2 separate regions of the Mus musculus genome follow, and region 1 is linked to region 2. The links are chromatin loops, found by intact Hi-C in ENCODE. Cell type or tissue: left cerebral cortex. All regions are shown on one strand. Links, peaks and the distances in the headings refer to the core of each region. The heading gives the core; the rest is flanking DNA.

The links. A loop is a pair of places that touch in the nucleus more often than their neighbours do. Peaks named below come from ENCODE experiments on the same cell type or tissue, not always from the same donor. Only the 100,000 strongest peaks of a DNase experiment are listed, where the experiment ranks them.
Region 1: it touches region 2 in a loop (2.4-fold over the local background); 12 of 42 quality-filtered maps call a loop at or near these places.

What each region holds. Positions count from the first base shown.
Region 1 is chr8:106,136,686-106,145,012 of GRCm38, reverse strand. Esrp2 (epithelial splicing regulatory protein 2) reads left to right here and starts at 8,039. Exons shown (of 15, transcript NM_176838.2): 1 at 8,039-8,327. The coding sequence starts at 8,246. 1810019D21Rik (RIKEN cDNA 1810019D21 gene) reads right to left here. Exons shown (of 4, transcript NR_040346.1): 2 at 7,663-7,846; 3 at 7,469-7,544; 4 at 6,290-7,185. In left cerebral cortex, for the core only: CTCF peaks have their summits at 3,389 and 4,094 (motif pointing left); DNase peaks (open chromatin) are centred at 4,075 and 6,739; H3K4me3 peaks cover 1,785 bases; H3K27ac peaks cover 483 bases.
Region 2 is chr8:106,207,370-106,215,696 of GRCm38, reverse strand. It overlaps Slc7a6os (solute carrier family 7, member 6 opposite strand), which reads left to right and starts at 4,764. Exons shown (of 5, transcript NM_001007567.2): 1 at 4,764-4,978; 2 at 5,066-5,332. The coding sequence starts at 4,784. Prmt7 (protein arginine N-methyltransferase 7) reads right to left here and starts at 4,643. Exons shown (of 18, transcript NM_145404.1): 1 at 4,615-4,643; 2 at 3,126-3,321. The coding sequence starts at 3,220. In left cerebral cortex, for the core only: CTCF peaks have their summits at 4,848 and 6,870 (motif pointing right); DNase peaks (open chromatin) are centred at 4,731, 5,254 and 5,537; H3K4me3 peaks cover 2,606 bases; H3K27ac peaks cover 1,430 bases.

The DNA of each region.
Region 1 (8,327 bases), core at 63-8,062, 71 kb after region 2:
AAATGTATGAATGGCGTGCGCTCTCCACAGCTCCCAAATTTCCTAGGAAAGGTCCAGGTTCCTGTCTGGCTTAGAAGAGGAGAAAAGAGACTGAGAGGTGAAAGGGATCAGTTTGGGATCTGGAAAAGAAAGAGGGTATTCCTGCAGAGATGCACACTCTGTACAAAGCCTGGAAGGAGGAATAAACTCAGAAGCCAGATTCCAGTCCAGTTTTGTTCTCTTCCTAGGATGAGAATATAGGCAAGGGTCCCCACCCTTCCCATCACTGCCTCTCACATAGACCTATGCTTCTAGGTCCCCTACAGAGACCAAATGGATCGTTGGCGTTTGGGGTACCAAACCAAAAGCAGAACTTCAAAAGCTATTTAGTGGTCCTCACACAGCCCATTTGGATGTCAATCAGTTCTCCCTAAACCCTAGACCCAGCAAGTCAGTGTTCCTGGGGTCAATGGGGGGGCCAAATACTGATCTAATTAGCCATTCAGCTCAGAACACAGGAGGCAAGGGCCCAGAACAGAGCATCCCAATCTCCCTTTAACATCAAGGAAGGTTGTTTCACTTGAAGAGAAGTAGTTTTCCAGGACAACAAAGGTAAGTGCTCAGAAATCTAGAGAGTGAAGGAACTGTAGCAGAAGGGGTCAGAGTCCAAGTTGGGCTAGAACAGGTGAGGAAAAGAGGGTAAAACCCTGAAAAGTAAGCTTTTACAAACTCACTGGAGGGGCTGGAGAGATGGCTCAGTGATTAAAAGCACTGAGTGCCCTTCAAGGGGTCCTGAGTTCAATTCCTGGCAACCACATGGTGGCTCACAACCATCTGCAATGGGATCTGACTCCCTCTTCTGGTGTGTGTCTGAAGGGAACCACAGTGTACTCATGTACATAAAATAAACTTGACTCAGCACAGGGATACAGAGGCAGGTGGATCTCTGAGTTCCAGCCTAGCTGGTCTGCAGACTAACTTTGTGGACAGTCAGGAATTAAAACAAAACAAAACAAAACAAAAACCAATCAGCCGGGCAGTGGTGGCACATGCCTTTAATCCCAGCACTTGGGAGGCAGAGGCAGGTGGAAGGCTCCACCCCAGGTGGTCTCATACTGAGTGGCAGCGAGGTATGAATCAGCCTGCTTCAAGGCCGGGGGAGGCTACAAAAAACAACCCACCAACCACCACCACCACCACCACTACCACCACCACCAAACCCCTCCATGGTAAAGAGCGCTGGTGTTCTACTAGAAGACCGGGCTCAGTTCCCAGCACCCACGTGGCTGCTCTGCATTCTGAGCTGAATGGCTAGCCAGGTCAGAGTTTGTTATATACCATGTACTAGGGACCCAAGGCCTTATTCTGATCTCTGTGGATACCAGGTAAACACACCACACACAGCTATCACTGCAGGTAAAACATCAAAAAGCACAAAATAAAATAATACAGAAAACTATCTTTAAAAACATCAATCTGTGTCTAGGCTCATGGCTGGTCAAATTTTTGAGAATAAATGGCTATTGAGTACTTAGTTATAAGCAGGACACCTATACTACCCCCTCCATGGCTCAGAAAACATCAAGGAAGAGGCAGAAAGAATGAGAGTTCAGAGGAGTACTATATAACTGATCAAAGCTGGGCATGATGGGTCACACGGCCCCCAATGGAGGAGCTAGAGAAATTACCCAAGGAGCTAAAGGGAACTGCAACCCTATATGTGGAACAACAATATGAACTAACCAGTACCCCGGAGCTCTTGTCTCTAGCTGCATATGTATCAAAAGATGGCCTAGTCAGCCATCACTGGAAAGAGAGGCCCTTTGGACTTGCAAACTTTATATGCCCCAGTACAGGGGAACGCCAGGGCCAAAAAGGGGGAGTGGGTGGGTAGGGGATTGGAGGGGGTGGGTATGGGGGACTTTTGGGATAGCTTTGGAAATGTAAATGTGGAAAATACCTAATTAAAAAAAAAAAGCTGGGCATGGTAACACAAGTCTTTAATCCCAGCACCCAGAAGGCAGAGGCAGGCAGATTTCTGAGTTCAAGGCCAGCCTGGTCTACAGAGTGAGTTCCAGACACAAACCTTGTCTTGAAAAACCAAACCCAAACCAAAAACCTTTGACTTATAAGCATGACATAGCTGAGGGTTTTTTTTTTTTTTAGACAGGGTTTCTTTGTGTAGCCCTGACTGTTCTGGAACTCACTTTGTAGACCAGGCTGGCCTGGAACTCAGAAATTCACCTGCCTCTGCCTCCCGAGTACTGGGATTAAAGGCGTGCGCCACCACGCCCGGCTTGGTATTCTTTTTTTTTTGGAAAGATTTATTCATGTATGAGTACACTGTAGCTGTCTTCAGATGTAATATCCAAAATGAATTCAAGACCACCCAGTACCTTCCCCCTTTGAAAAGGACTTTCCAAACTGTACTAGCAGGCCAAGTGCAGAGCCAGATAAGGAAGCTGGCTGACTAAACAAATGTAAAAACATAGTTTTAGCAGTCAAAATGATTAAGCCTGCAAACTGCCAAAATAATATTAGCTGTTCTCAGAGAAATAACCATAACAAAAATAACAGTTCTCAGAAGAATTCCTCTACCCCGCTCCACACTCCCACACTGAATTCTGAGAAAAAAACCACAAACCGCCCTGCCCTTGCTAGGATTCCCCTGATGTTGATAGCTGACCCATAAGTTCAAAATGTACTATTGCTTTGCTGACCAAATTCTAATAACCCACCATGGGGGCAAGCAAAGTGAGTTGCTAGGCCAGAGGTAGTCACTATGCAAACCAACCAATGCCTGAAGAGGTTACTTGCTACACCAATGAGAATAGGCCAGCTAGCCCTATTGTCCAAATCTGTCCCTTACAAAGGTATTAAAAAGTGTGTTCTTTTGTTCTGGGTCTCTCCTCTGGCCTGTGTGCTGAAAGGGGAGTCCCCAACATGTGGGAATAAAACAAAAAACAAAAAACATTCTCTTGTGGTTTGCAGCGATGGTGATCTCTGTAATCTTTGTGAGTGAGGGTCTTTTGACGAACTCCAACATTGACACACCAGAAGAGGGCATCAGATCCCATTACAGATGGTTGTGAGCCACCATGTGGTTACTGGGAATTGAATCCACGTCAGTGCTCTTAACCACTGAGCAACCTCTCTAGCCCCAGCTGTGGTACTTATATCAGCTGCAGTTGCTTACATAAAGCTTTTAAAAGGACAAAACCTTTCCTTTTTTCTTTCTTTCCTTTTTTTTTTTTTTTTTTTTTTTGAGACAGGGTTTCTCTGTATAGCTCTGGCTGTCCTGGAACTCACTTTGTAGACTAGGCTGTCCTAGAACTCAGAAATCAGCCTGCCTCTGCCTCCCAAGTGCTGGGACTAAAGGCGTGCGCCACCATGCCTGACTCCTTTCTTTCTTTTAATCTATTTGTTTTAAAGATTTATTTATTTTATGTGTATGAGTACACTGTAGCTATCTTCAGACACACCAGAAGAGGGCGTCAGATCTCATTATAGATGTTTGTGAGCTACCATGTGGTTACTGAGAATTGAACTCAGGACCTCTGGAAGAGCAAGTTAGTGCTCTTTGCCACTGAGCCATCTCTCCAGCCCCAAGACAGAACCTTTCAACATTCAGCCATAGTGGGAAAAGGCTCACGGGTGGACACCTGGTCCAGGGCAGGGCCTTTAGGAGAGAAGTCATTGTCTTCAGTGATGTAGCCACTGATGCGTCTCTAATATTCCAGTGAATAGCTTCATACCTATGTCCATGCTGGCGGTCCTGGTTAATCATAGCAGGTTGTAAAGACACAAAACAAACATGGAAGTGGAATAGAATTTGGTGGGAGGAGGGGAGGAGTAGGTGCAGGGACGGGTATAAGCAGAATGTTATATGCGTGTATGAAACTGTCGATTAGCAGATTCAATCCTGCGTCTCAGGAGTCACATGTAGATTCTGAAGACAGAGGGAACCGCTTGGCTGGTAGCATCAAGTCACTCCCTTTCTGTCCTTGGTTATTGGCCACTGAAGGCTGTATGCTCTAACACATTACCCTCATCCGGCTAACTCCCTCATTGCTCAAACAGATTAAAGCCACAGAGTCAGCGCGCCCTCTGGTGGTATGAAGCGATTATGCAAGGACTCGGAGATGAAAAAATCTTGGGCTGGCTGGATATCTCTAGTTACTCAGAAGACCCCTGGAAGAGGGGTTAGCTGGAAGCAGCGGAGTTAGAATAATGATCCTCTAGTCGAATCTTGTTCTATCGCAGGATATGTTCTGGTCAAAAAGGAAGGGAACAGTTTTCTGCCACTCCTGTTAATATAAAAGATTATAGCAACCTCCCCCAGCCTACCCATGAGTGACAGTGGACAAACTGTATTTATTGCACGCAGAACCTCACGTGCACTCCCTTGAAACATGGTCTCTTCTTCCTAGAGTGCAGTTTGGGATAGGACTTACTCTGTTCCGTGACTGTGGCTGGGACCTTCATCAGTACAGAAATCTCAGACTGTACTGGTCTGCTACAGTTAGGGGTACTTTAAGAGGTGAAAATATCTCAGAAGAGTAGAGGTGGGCTGGGAGGAAAAGCCACAAAAGTTTACAATTGCTGGCATAGAAAGCAGAAGCAGGGCTGAAGAGATGGCTTCAAAGTTAGAACACCATTGCTCTTGCTGAGGACCCGATTTAATTCCCAGCACCCACAAGTGACTCCCATTCCAGACGGTCTGACACCTGATCGTTGTGAACACCAGGCATGCAGGCATATAGAACACACATATACTTGAAGGCCAAATACTTATACACGTTTGTACTGGCTGGTTTTGTGTGTCAACTTGACACAAACTGGAGTTATCACAGAGAAAGGAGTCTCCTTTGAAAAACTGTGATGGGGGGGGGAGGGGTGCTCATTGTGGGTGGTGCCATCCCTGGGCTGATGGTCCTAGGTTCTATAAGCAAACTGAGCAAGCCAGGGGAAGCAAGACAGTAAGCAACACGCTCCATGGCCTCTGTATCAGCTCCTGCCTCCAAGTTCTTGCCCTGTGTGAATTCCCGTCCTGACTTTCTTTGGCAATGTGGAGGTGTAAGCTGAATAAATCCTTCCCTCCCCAACTTGCTTTTTGGTCATGATATTTGTGCAGGAATACAAACCCCAACTAAGACACACATTAAATTTAAAAATAAATGCATTAAATAACAACAAAAAGAAAGTCGTTAGGCATGGTACCACATGCCTTTAATCCCATCACTGGGGTGGCAGAAATAGGCAGATCTCTTAAGGGTTCAAAGCCAGCCTGGCCTACAAAGCAAGTTCCAGTACTGTCAAAAACCACTAAGTAAATAAATAAGTAAATAAACCTTAGTACACAGATAGGGTCTTAAAGAAAACGTGTTAAAAGTTGGCTTCAAGGGGTCGTGTAAGGAGTACAAGGTTGTCTATTAAATGATAGTGTGATTGATCTCATTACGATTTGTTTTGAGACAGGGTCTCTGTATGCAAGCTGTCCTAGACCAGGCTAGCCTTGATCTCACAGAGATCCACTGGTCTCTGCTTGAACTAAAGGCATGGACTACTACACTTGGCTATAAACGATTTTGTCGTTTGTTTTTCTAGACAGGGTTTCTCTCTGGAGCTCTGGTTGGTCTCGAACTCAGAGATCTGCCTGCCTCTGCTTTCCCAGTGCTGGGACTAAAGGCAGGAGCCACCACCCTCTGGCTAAATAATTAGTTTAAAAATGTATTTACTTAGCCGGGTGTGGTGGCGCACGCCTTTAATCCCAGCACTTGGGAGGCAGAGGCAGGTGGATTTCTGAGTTCGAGGCCAGCCTGGTCTACAAAGTGAGTTCCAGGATAGCCAGGACTACACAGAGAAACCCTGTCTCGAAAAAACGAAAAAAAAAAAAAAAGTATTTACTTTTGCTTAACTAGCAGCTCCGGGTGGGCTGGAACTCCTGTGGTGATTACAAACCCATCACCCTCAGCTACTAATCTTATTGGCTTTGTTGATTTAGGGCCTGGAACTTTCAAAACTGAGCCCAAACTATCTTGGATCTTGTAGCTATGAGTGCAGAGGCACCTCTAGCTGGGTTCCTAAGCACTTGAGAAAATCAGACTTGCAAGGTCATCCTCTATCGAGTACATGGTATAGAAACAAAACGGGGATGTAAGAGGGCTTGCTTGAGTTCTGTGCCCAGGACCCACTTGTGGAAGGAGAGGACCAAGTCCCACAAGCTGTTCTCGGACCTCCACCCTGGCACTGTGCCTTGTGCGTGCCTACACAAAAACAAATAAAGGTGATAAAGCAAAATACCAAAGACTTTGAAGTTCTGGAATTGTTTTAATATGGGGAATGCCTGGTTGAGAGAACCAGAGTCGAATGAATGGAGCCGCTCAATTCTGTTGACTCTTCAGATTCGTTACCTTGCAGAAACCTGGGAACAGCCGCTTCTTTCCAGGGGGTTCGGAACAGCCAGGGATTCCACAGTCAGCAAGATCTCCCGAGAATCGGGAGGCGAGGTCTACAGGTTGAAAGGGGAGCCTTGCTCGGAGGTTGTGGGTAGAAACCGATACCAGTAGCTCTGGGATAACTGGGTAGGGAAGCCAAGACTCTGCCTCACTGAACCTGAGCCTGTAGCGAAGACCTTGTGAAGTTTAAATAGTCAGGACGATGGGTTGCAGGGGTGTCGAGAAGGAACTAGTTGGAAGGGAGTGTCCTTACCGGAAAGCCTGGACTGACGCAGGCGCGCTCCGGAATGGGAGGGAGGAGGGGAGGGGCTTTACCTCAAGGTTTCACTGGGTTCCTAGAACAAATATTTGACATTCCAGGCTTATCGTGGTAGCGGGGCTGAGTAGGCAGGCTCCGGGTGGGCCGCCTGGTGAAGGGTCTCAGGGTGTGCGCTGCGGCCACTTCTCACTATATTGGGTCGCTGTGTTCCTGCGCTATTGTGTGGACAAACCCAGAAGGCGCACTATACATTCTAGGTCCTCTGGCTCCGCACGACCTTCCTTGGGCATGAGTTAGGGATGCACCCGGGCTCTGGGTTGCCTTTTATCCAAGACCGATAGGAAGCAGCCCGCTTTTCCAAACACACAAGGTTCTTCTTCAGCCGGTGGCATCCTGTATTCTAAGTCCCACGCCAGTACCTTTTTACTCTCGCCAGAGTACTAATTACAGTCGAGTAGGTGGGAAACTATCCTGAGCCCACAGGGCGGCCTGGAAACAACAGTAAGGGAGTTTCACCAAACTGCATGGGATGAATGGGACTCTTCTGAACTGGGTTGGGGGATGCAGACTCAACTCTACACATCTCAACTCTAGCCGCTCTCTGCTGGAGTGCTTTCAATAGCCAGATAACACTTCTATCATCATCCAAGAGAGACAAAAACAAGCAGGCAAACCCCAAGTGGGGTTGGTAGGCTGAACTTCCAGATCTCTACCAGCAGACACGGCTTCATTTAGGATACAGCTCTCTAAAGTTTAAGCACGATTTTCCTACCTTGGCACCAAGGCCTGAGCCTTCAGGTCCACAGTAACGTGCGCCTTGCACTGCCGGCACTACGCCGACCCGACACCTGTATGGGCACGTCCTTCTCTGTGATCTCTAGTGACCGCCCACAGTTCTAAGAACCCTTGATCTTTACCTCCCTCCCTTTCCCCAACGGATCTCTCTCACCGACTTCCAGTGGATACCTGGTAGCGCTCACTGTCGGCTTTTGACCCTTTGTAACTTCCATTAACCTCAAGCCAGACGTCGCGACCTTTTATAGTCCCTAGATTGCCTCCTGTTGAATTCCATGGGTCTTGCGTGACCCTTGCAGAATGGAAAGAGGCCTCTGATCCTGCACATTCTTTTGCGGAGGACTCAGAGTGCCTGCTAGAGAGGAAGTAGGAGAAAGAATGGATTCGTCCCAGGAGTCTCGCCGGACTGCAGCAAGAGGTGGGACTCCAGCCGGCGAGCGCACGCCTCAGCAGAAGTGAGCTCTTGCCTCCTGGGCAGGGTTTTGGCCCTCCCGCGGGGTTCCCTGGGCCGTCCTGATCACGTGGCCTCTCCGGGCCGCAGGTAACTCGCCGGAGTAGGCAGGGATAGGCAGCCGCACCGCCCAGCCCCAAAGGGCACCGCGGGCGGGTCTCTGCAGCTCCCACTACACCCGGCCGCAGGTGCCGCCCCCAACACACCGGATCCCGCCCAAGCTCGTCTGTCTGCTGTCGGTCGGTACGTGTGTGCGCCTCGTCGGTCCGCGTGTGTGGCCGAGCGCCCCCTTCCTCTGCGGCCATGACTCCGCCGCCGCCGCCGCCCCCACCCCCGGGCCCAGATCCCGCAGTAGACTCGGCCACAGACCCTTGTCCCGAACCTC
Region 2 (8,327 bases), core at 231-8,230:
TCAGTGTGGGTGGCACCTTCTGGTAGCAGCCAGATGAAAAAGGGTGTTTCAGAAGGAAGTAACTACTGGTCTTTGAGGGTGGGTGTCTAGAAAGTTAGTCGTCCCAGAACAGCTGTCACTCACTGGGGAGGCTATGACCAGTTACTTAGTTCACAAGGTGGGGTGCCTCAGGAGTTCCCCCGTCTGACACCTGAAGCCCAGTCACTTCTTGGAGAGTGGTTGGTTCCTGTTCCCACTTGAAGGCTTGGAAACACTGGTTCTGCTGTTAGAGAAAGCAGCAGCAGCAACAGAGCACACCGACTCACTGGCAAGAGGACCAGCCAAGCAAAGGCACTAGTTTCTGAAACACCCTCTCACCTCACCCAAGGCAATCAGGGAAAATCTTTAGGTGCAGCTATTCAGGTGATTCTAACTGTGACGTGTTAACACTAAACAACGGTAATAAACACACAGTCACCTCATTGGCACCTAACAGTCTACAGCTAGTTTTCATCAGTTTCCAGTTTATCCTTTCAGTGTTGCTTCTTGCAAAAATAAGCAACACGTTTCACTTGCTTTTTTCATGTGACATACTGTGAAGATCACTCCACCAGTGGAGAATGAAATGAAAATAAAGAACGTTTCTGTTTTCCCAGCTGCACTGCATTCCCCTGGATAGATACACCATTGTTTGCCTAACAATGTTGATGGACATATATGTTATTTTCAATGTCTTGGTGTTTCTCAATGAAAATAAAACCAACCAAGCTAAGAATAAAGAATAGAGAAAAATGCATTTATTTGGTGCTAATCAGGATCGCAACCTAAAAGCCTGGCGTGATGGTGCACACCTTTAATCCCAGCACTTGGGAGGCCGAGGCAGGCGGATTTCTGAGTTCGAGGCCAGCCTGATCTACAAAGTAAGTTCCAGGACAGCCAGGGCTATACAGAGAAACCCTGTCTCAAAAACAAAACAAAACAACAACAACAAAAAGGGATTGTAACCTAAGATAAACTCACACTGTTGAAACCATGCTCCCTACCCATTTTGTATGTTGTGTGAACATTCATGTATGTGTAGGTGCACAAGTATGTGATTGTAAAAAGTATAGGAAAATCGCCAGTCATCCTCTCAAATGCTATCATTTCCTTTGAGTCTGGGCCTCTTGCTGGCCTAGAGCTCACCAATGGGACTAGACTGGCTGACCAGCAAGCCCGCTTCCCCAGTGCTGAGATTACAAGCAGGTGTCATACCACACACACTTTTTGTTTTGTTTTCCTTTGGTTTTGGAGACAGGGTTTCTCTGTGTAGCCCTGGCTGTCTTGGAATTCACTCTGTAGTTAGCCTCAAACTCTTAAGATCTCCTGCCTCTGACTCTCAAGTGCTGAGATTAAAGACGTGAACTACCACCACTTGGCTTAAAATGCGTGGTCCAGGTGGCCTGGAACTCTTGATGCTTCTGCCTCCACCCACTTTAGCTACTCCTACCAGCTTTTGACACCACAACTGGCTTGTTCTGTTTTGAATGAGATTCCAGGGGTTAGAGTGATGACTCAGCAGTTAAACAGTACTTGCTGCTCTTGCACAGGACCTGGGTTTGATTCCCAGCACACAAATGGTGGTTTACAAGCATCTGTAATTCTGGTTCCGGGAAATCTGATGACCTCTTCTGGCCTTGGTGGACATCAGGCACATACATACATACATACACATCTACACACATATCAATACATTTAAGGAATGTGGGTCATGCAGGATGTGGTGTCACAAGCCTTTAATCCAGGACTGGGTAAGCTGAACAAAGTGGCTCCCTCAGGTCAAGGCCAGTCTGGTCAACATTGTGTATCTCGTGACAGCCAGTGCTAAAGAGACTCCATCTCAAAAAAACAAAACAAAACAAAACAAAATGCAGGGCATTCTAAAAACCGAACTAAGGACCTATAACCCCTTTACCAACTGAGCTGTGCCCCCATCTGCCCTACCTACTTTTTAAAAAAGATTTTAGGTGCTAGAGATGGCTCAGCAGTTAAGAGGATTGGCTGCACTTCCAGAGGATCAGGGTTTGATTCTGAGCACCAACACTGTGGCTCACAACTGTCTAACTCTACTAGCCGGAGGTTCTGACACCTTCTTCTGTCTCAAAAAAAAAAAAAAGCCAATAATAGATGAAATCTCAAAAAATATTTTAGATTTTTTTCTTTTTTCTCTCTCTTTTTTTTTTTCCGAGACAGGGTTTCTCTGTGTAGCCCTGGCTGTCCTGGAACTCACTCTGTAGACCAGCCTGGCCCTGAACTCAGAAATCCTCCTGCCTCTGCCTTCCAACTGCTGGAATTAAAGGCATGTGTCACCATTGCCTGGCAAAATAGTTTCTTTTTAATCATACGTGTATGAGAATGCCCAGAGTGCGGATGGAGCGAGTTGCGCTGCCCACTGTGTAAATGTGTAGAACCATCCATCTCTCCAGTCCACTCCCCAAAGGAGCTCCCCCACGTCACACCTGCCCACTGCTGTTGCTGATGGGCATCAGCATTCAGGGCTTCTGAGCAGCCCGACCCTTTCCTGCGTTCCTCCCTTCCCTGAGCTTCTCTTTTCTTTCCATCCTAACTTTCCTGTTGGCTCTCCTCAGTCTCCTCGGCTGATCCTCTTACGCTCCATCTCCATCTCCATCTCCTCTCTCACTGGGATGCAGCAACTTCTCTCAACCTCACCTTTACCGAGCTCCGCCCGCAAACTCTGTGTCTCCACAACTCGTGCTTCTGTCGACCTCTAGCATCACAGGAAGTGTCCAAACCTTAACACCTCCTCCTCTCGGGTGGGCATCCCATCCACCCGGTCATCTCGCCGGGAGGAATCTTGGTGCTTCTTGAACTTTCCCCTCTTGCTGCATTCAGTGGGTTACCAAACTCCTTCCTGCTCCTCCAAGCTGCTCTGCCTCTCTCACCTCCACTGCTTGCTTCTACGTTAGGACAGAGGACTCCCTGTCCTCTCTCCAACCCACTTCCCACACTGCTCTCAGCAGGTGCTCTCTTCTCCTAACAGAGACCTCAACTGCTCAGAAAAACAATCTCCACAATCTTCTTCAAACCTAAATTGACATGGAGGAGCCCTGCACCCCTGCAGCCAGCTGAGCAGCAGCCCTGGGTACCTGGCAATCTCCTGGTGGTAATCATAGTGTTCATCCTCCTCCAGCCACTCCAGGGATCCCGTGGTAGGATTGGCACGGCCACAGAAGACCTTCATGGTGCCAACTGGCTCCTCAGTGTTTGCACAGAAACGTGAGGCTTGTTAATTTACTTCTTAGGAAGATATCTTGATATCAGAAACCTAATCAATTATAATGCCTAGGATGGAGAGAAAGGACAAGAAAACAAAGAGAAAAAAAAAATAAAGAAACAGACAAAAATGTCAAAGTTACTTACAATTCTTTATTAATGATAACATCGACCTTCAATCTCAGGTCTGGAAGGCAGAGACAGGCAGATCTCTGTGTAAGTTCAAAGTCAACATGGTCTTCATAGTAAGTTCTAGGCCAGCAAGAACTACATAGTGACAGCCCATCTCAAAAGAAAATTAACCAGTATTTTGATATTTCTGACAAGAGTAATTTTCATTTTTTATATAGGATATACCATCAAAAACTATAATAAAAGCCAGTTGTGGTAGCTCATGTCTAAAATCTCAGCACGTAGGAAACTGAGGCAGAAGGATCTAAAGTTTGATGCCATCCTGGGCAATGCTGTGAGACCTTGTCATAAAACAAGAACAAAACAGAACAACGTGTCGTTGCATGTCTTTGATTCTAGCACTAGAAAAGCAGAGGCAGGACCATCTCTATGAGTTCCATGCCTGTCAGGGCTGCACAATGAGATTCCTGTCTGAAGAAAAATTTGGGGGTGAGGGGGGGCCTACAGTAAATATATAGGGCTGTTTGGAAGTTTCGCCACTTTTCAGAAATTCCTACATAATTAAAAAGGCCCCACAAGTCCATCGGGGTCCAGCCTTCAAGTGAAGGCAAGTGAGAAGGCAGGGTAAGCCGAGCAATGAGCTAACATTATACAGTAAAAGCGCAGAAGTGGTTATTCCGCAACAGATTAAGGACACTTGCTTATCTGTGATGTCGCTAGGGTTTCACTAAGAACACACTTAAAAATGCACTGAGGGCCACTCCAGTGTTTTAATCAAAAGCATGTCCACCTCGGGCACACAAACGTCTGGCGCTTCTCCGGGTGAGTGTCGTGAACTGAATGGTTCCCAAACTGCTCAGAATACGAACTGAGAAAGCCATCCCGAAGCAAAACCGCCCGAACGGTCCCGGGACCGAACCGTTCCCGGCTGGGTTAGGGGCGCTGCATACAACTGAGGTCCCGCCCGGTGTGAGTGACTGGGGCGAGGCTTCTGACACAAGTCCTGCGCCCGGCGACAGTCTGAGAAAGGACAGTCACCCACGCGGACCGCTGCGGCAGACCTGCTCAGGGTGCTTGAACCACTCCACGTGGACTCTGGAGCAGCCCGGAAGATAAGTACACCGGAAACCCAAATATCCCCAACGCCAGAGCCCTAAAAATGAGGCCGGAAGACCGACTGCACCCAGGCCCAGCCACGGCCCAACCTCCCCAGCAAGCCCAACAGCTCACCCGCTGTGGGAAGCGATCCACTCGCCGCCACTCCCGCGGCCATTTTGCCTCTCCCACTGTGGGTGGGGCGTCGAGGCGTAGCGTGACGTTCCGTGAGGCCCCGCCCGCTGAACTGGATGGACATCCCGTCGCGCCCCGCGCCTTCCCACAGTACTCCGCGATCGCCGCTATGGAGGCCGGCAGGACTGCGGTGTTGCGCGTGAAGCGGAAGCGCAACGCGGAGCCCGCCGAGGCGCTCGTGCTGGCCTGTAAACGCCCCCGGAGCAGCGAGGTCGAGTCGGCGGCTCGGGAGACGCCAGAGGGCCAGGAGGCGGCGGCGGCGGAGAGAAATGTCTTCCAGTTGGTTGCCACCGTGCGATCCCAGGTATGAGAAGGGTGAATGGACTCTTTGTGGGAGCGATCTTTGAACGCTGCCCGTGTCGCAGTCATCTCTTTTCCCGACGCCCCTCAGGAGGAGCCAATCCAGCAGCTTGTGCGGGCTGCCTTGCGCCCGTCCCGGAGCAGCCAGCTGCGTATCCGCCGCGATCTTCGTGCCTCGGTGCGCGAGGTCCGTAAAGAGGGCCGCTACAGGGTGGTCTCCAGCCACCGATCCTCGGGAACCTCGAACAGTTTGGAGCCTCAGTGTGGGTCAGAAGCTGTCGGGGATGCGGGCTTCCAGTTGTTGGACCTGGTCCACGAGGAGGAAAACCCAGAGGCTGCTGCCACCGACTGCCGCAAAGTGAGTACTGTATATGTCTGCTCTGCTCCCAAAGGCAGTAATGAAGAGCATACACACTGTAAGCTTAAGAATGGATGATCCATCTCTAAGAGTTGACCTCATTTTACCTGATTTCTGTTGTTGTTTTTGTTCTGTTGAGATAGTTTTGCTGTGTAGCTCTGGTTGACATAGTACGGGCTATGGAGCCCAAGCAGACCTCTGACACACAGCAGTTCTGCCTCCGTCGCTCCAGTGCTGGGATTATAAGTAAGCATGTGCAACCCACGCCCCTTAGGATTGGTTTTCTTTCTTTCTCTTTTGCTTGTGTCGTAATACACACCTTCCCTCCCAGCATTTGGGAGGCAGTACCATGTGGATCTCTGAGTTCCAGCCCAAAAAGGACTACATAGTGAGACCTTGTCTCCAAAAAAAAAAAAAACAAAAAGCAAAAAACAAAAACTTTGTGTGTGATTGATCAGGCCTTTAATACTCAAGAGGCATGGATCAATAGATCTCTTCTTTCAAGGCCAGGCAGAGCTACACAGTGAGAACGTGTATCAAAATAAATAAACAGAATTGATGTAGGCCTTTTGAAAGTGGATTTGGCTATTTAAAAGATATACAGTATTTAGAGATGATGTTAAACTGTCATTGCTACGAAAAATGAGGTAAATATGGAAGGAGTTTTAGCTCACAATTTTGGAGGTTTTGGTGCAGTGTATGGTCAGACTACTAACAATTTGCCTCCAACCTCCCTGAAGACGGGGCTCTAGCATTTATATATACCCTCTGAGAAGTTCCCAGAATTCCAAATGTCACAGAAACTATCTACAGCTGACAAAAACCACTTCTGCTAGGGCATGAGGCAAATCATAGTCAGCTGCTTTAGACAGCTCAAAGCAGCCCCACATCCCCACACCTGGGATTAAAACAAAAAAAAAAATAAACTGTTTCTGTGTTCTTTAAAGAAACCAAAATTCCAGACTTGTCACTACAAAGGGAACTTGCGGCAAGTGTTCTTCCTCTGAGCTAGATTCCTAATGTGGTATTTTCCTTTTCTTAATCTTCACAAATACTATGAATTAGATACTTTTATCGCCATTTTGTTTTTTTTTTCAGAAAGTTTTTATTAGCAAGCATTGGCTATTCAAAGTAATAGTTTTTATTAGATTTTGTATGTCTATACTCACTCCTGTTGAACCTTTAAAAAAAAAAGCCTTATTTATTTTATGTATGTAAGTACACTGTAGCTGTACAGATGGAGCTCACTCTGTAGACCAGGCTGGCCTCAAAGTCAGAAATCCGCCTGCCTCTGCCTCCTGAGTGCTGGGATTAAAGGCGGCTGTCTCTACCTTTTCTAATGGGAAAACCAGAGCCTTCATGTGGTTGTTGGGAATTGAATTTTAGGACTTCTGATCACTCAACCCTGCTCACTCCATTCAGCCCACTTGCTTCGGTCAGCCCAGCTCCGGCCCAAAGATTTATTTATTATTATACATAAGTACACTGTAGCTGTCTTCAGATGGGCCAGAAGAGGGCATCAGATCTCATTACAGGTAATTGTGAGCCACCATGTGGTTGCTGGGATTTGAACTTAGGACCTTCAAGAAGAGCAGTCAGTGCTCTTACCCACTGAGCCATTTCGCTTGCCCCCCTGTTGAAACTTTCTTAATGAACCCTGATTCTTTTTCTTTTATTGCTATGCTCTTTGAGTGTGTGTGTTCCCATTAATTTACTTGAGGTTGCTTATAGAAGTATGGGTGAGGAGGCTTTAGCTGTGTTACCTGGCATTTATTTCTATGCCTGTATTTGGTTTTTTTTTTTTGTTGTTGTTATGCCTGATTTTTTTTTTTTCTTGAGACTATGTAGACCAGGCTGGCGTTGAACTCAACAGAGATCTGCCTGCTGCCTAAAGTACTGAGATTAAAAGCTTGCACCAGGGGGGCTGGTGAGATGGCTCAGCAGGTAAGAGCACCCGATTGTTCTTCCAAAGGTCCTGAGTTCAAATCCCAGCAACCACATGGTGGCTCACAACCATCCGTAATGAGATCTGACTCCCTCTTCTGGTGTGTCTGAAGACAGCTACAGTGTACTTACATATAATAAATAAATAAATCTTAAAAAAAAAAAAAAAAAAAAAAAGCTTGCACCAGGCCGGGCGGTGGTGGCGCACGCCTTTAATCCCAGCACTTGGGAGGCAGAGGCAGGCAGATTTCTGAGTTCGAGGCCAGCCTGGTCTACAGAGTGAGTTCCAGGACAGCCAGGGCTACACAGAGAAACCCTGTCTCGAAAAAAACAAACAAACAAAATAAAACCCAAAGAGTAATAGCTCTGAACCTTCCTAATGCTGTGACCCTTAAACACAGTTCCTCTTATGGTGATGCTCAGCCATGAATTATTTTGCTACTTCATAACTGGAATTTTGCTACTGTTATGAATAATAATGTAAATATCTGATATGCAGGATAATGATATGCAACACCCCTCCCCCCAAAGGGGTTACAACCAATGGGGTTGAGAACAGCTAGTGTAGAGATAAAACAGCTGTGAAAGAAAGAAGGCAAGGTAAAGCTGTGGGCTCTGCATTCCATAGGTTACAGGCAACTAAGCTTTACATTATTGTGTGGAAACAGATCTAGGATGGCGGGTACCAAGCATGAATTTTGTTTTTCTAGGAAAGATAATTTGAACCTGTAGTCAGTGGACTACAGCAAAGTTCTTCCCTTCCCTTGGTCGATTGACGTGCAGCCCTCAGATGGTGTTAAGTGTTGGTGCTTTTCAGAGTTGTCTACATTTTAACTGGAATGACGGTGGTAAAGTTGGGTTAAGGGCTTGTTTTCTCCAAGGTTATCACCATTTTCAAATGCAGAGATGAAATATTGTGGATACCGCTAATGATTAGTTCAAGAACTAGGAATGCATGGGGCTCTAGACACGGCTCAGCAGTTTACTTAAAGCAGTTTCATCATGAAGATTTCCCAGCACCCACATAAGGCACCTTAAAACTGCTTGTTAC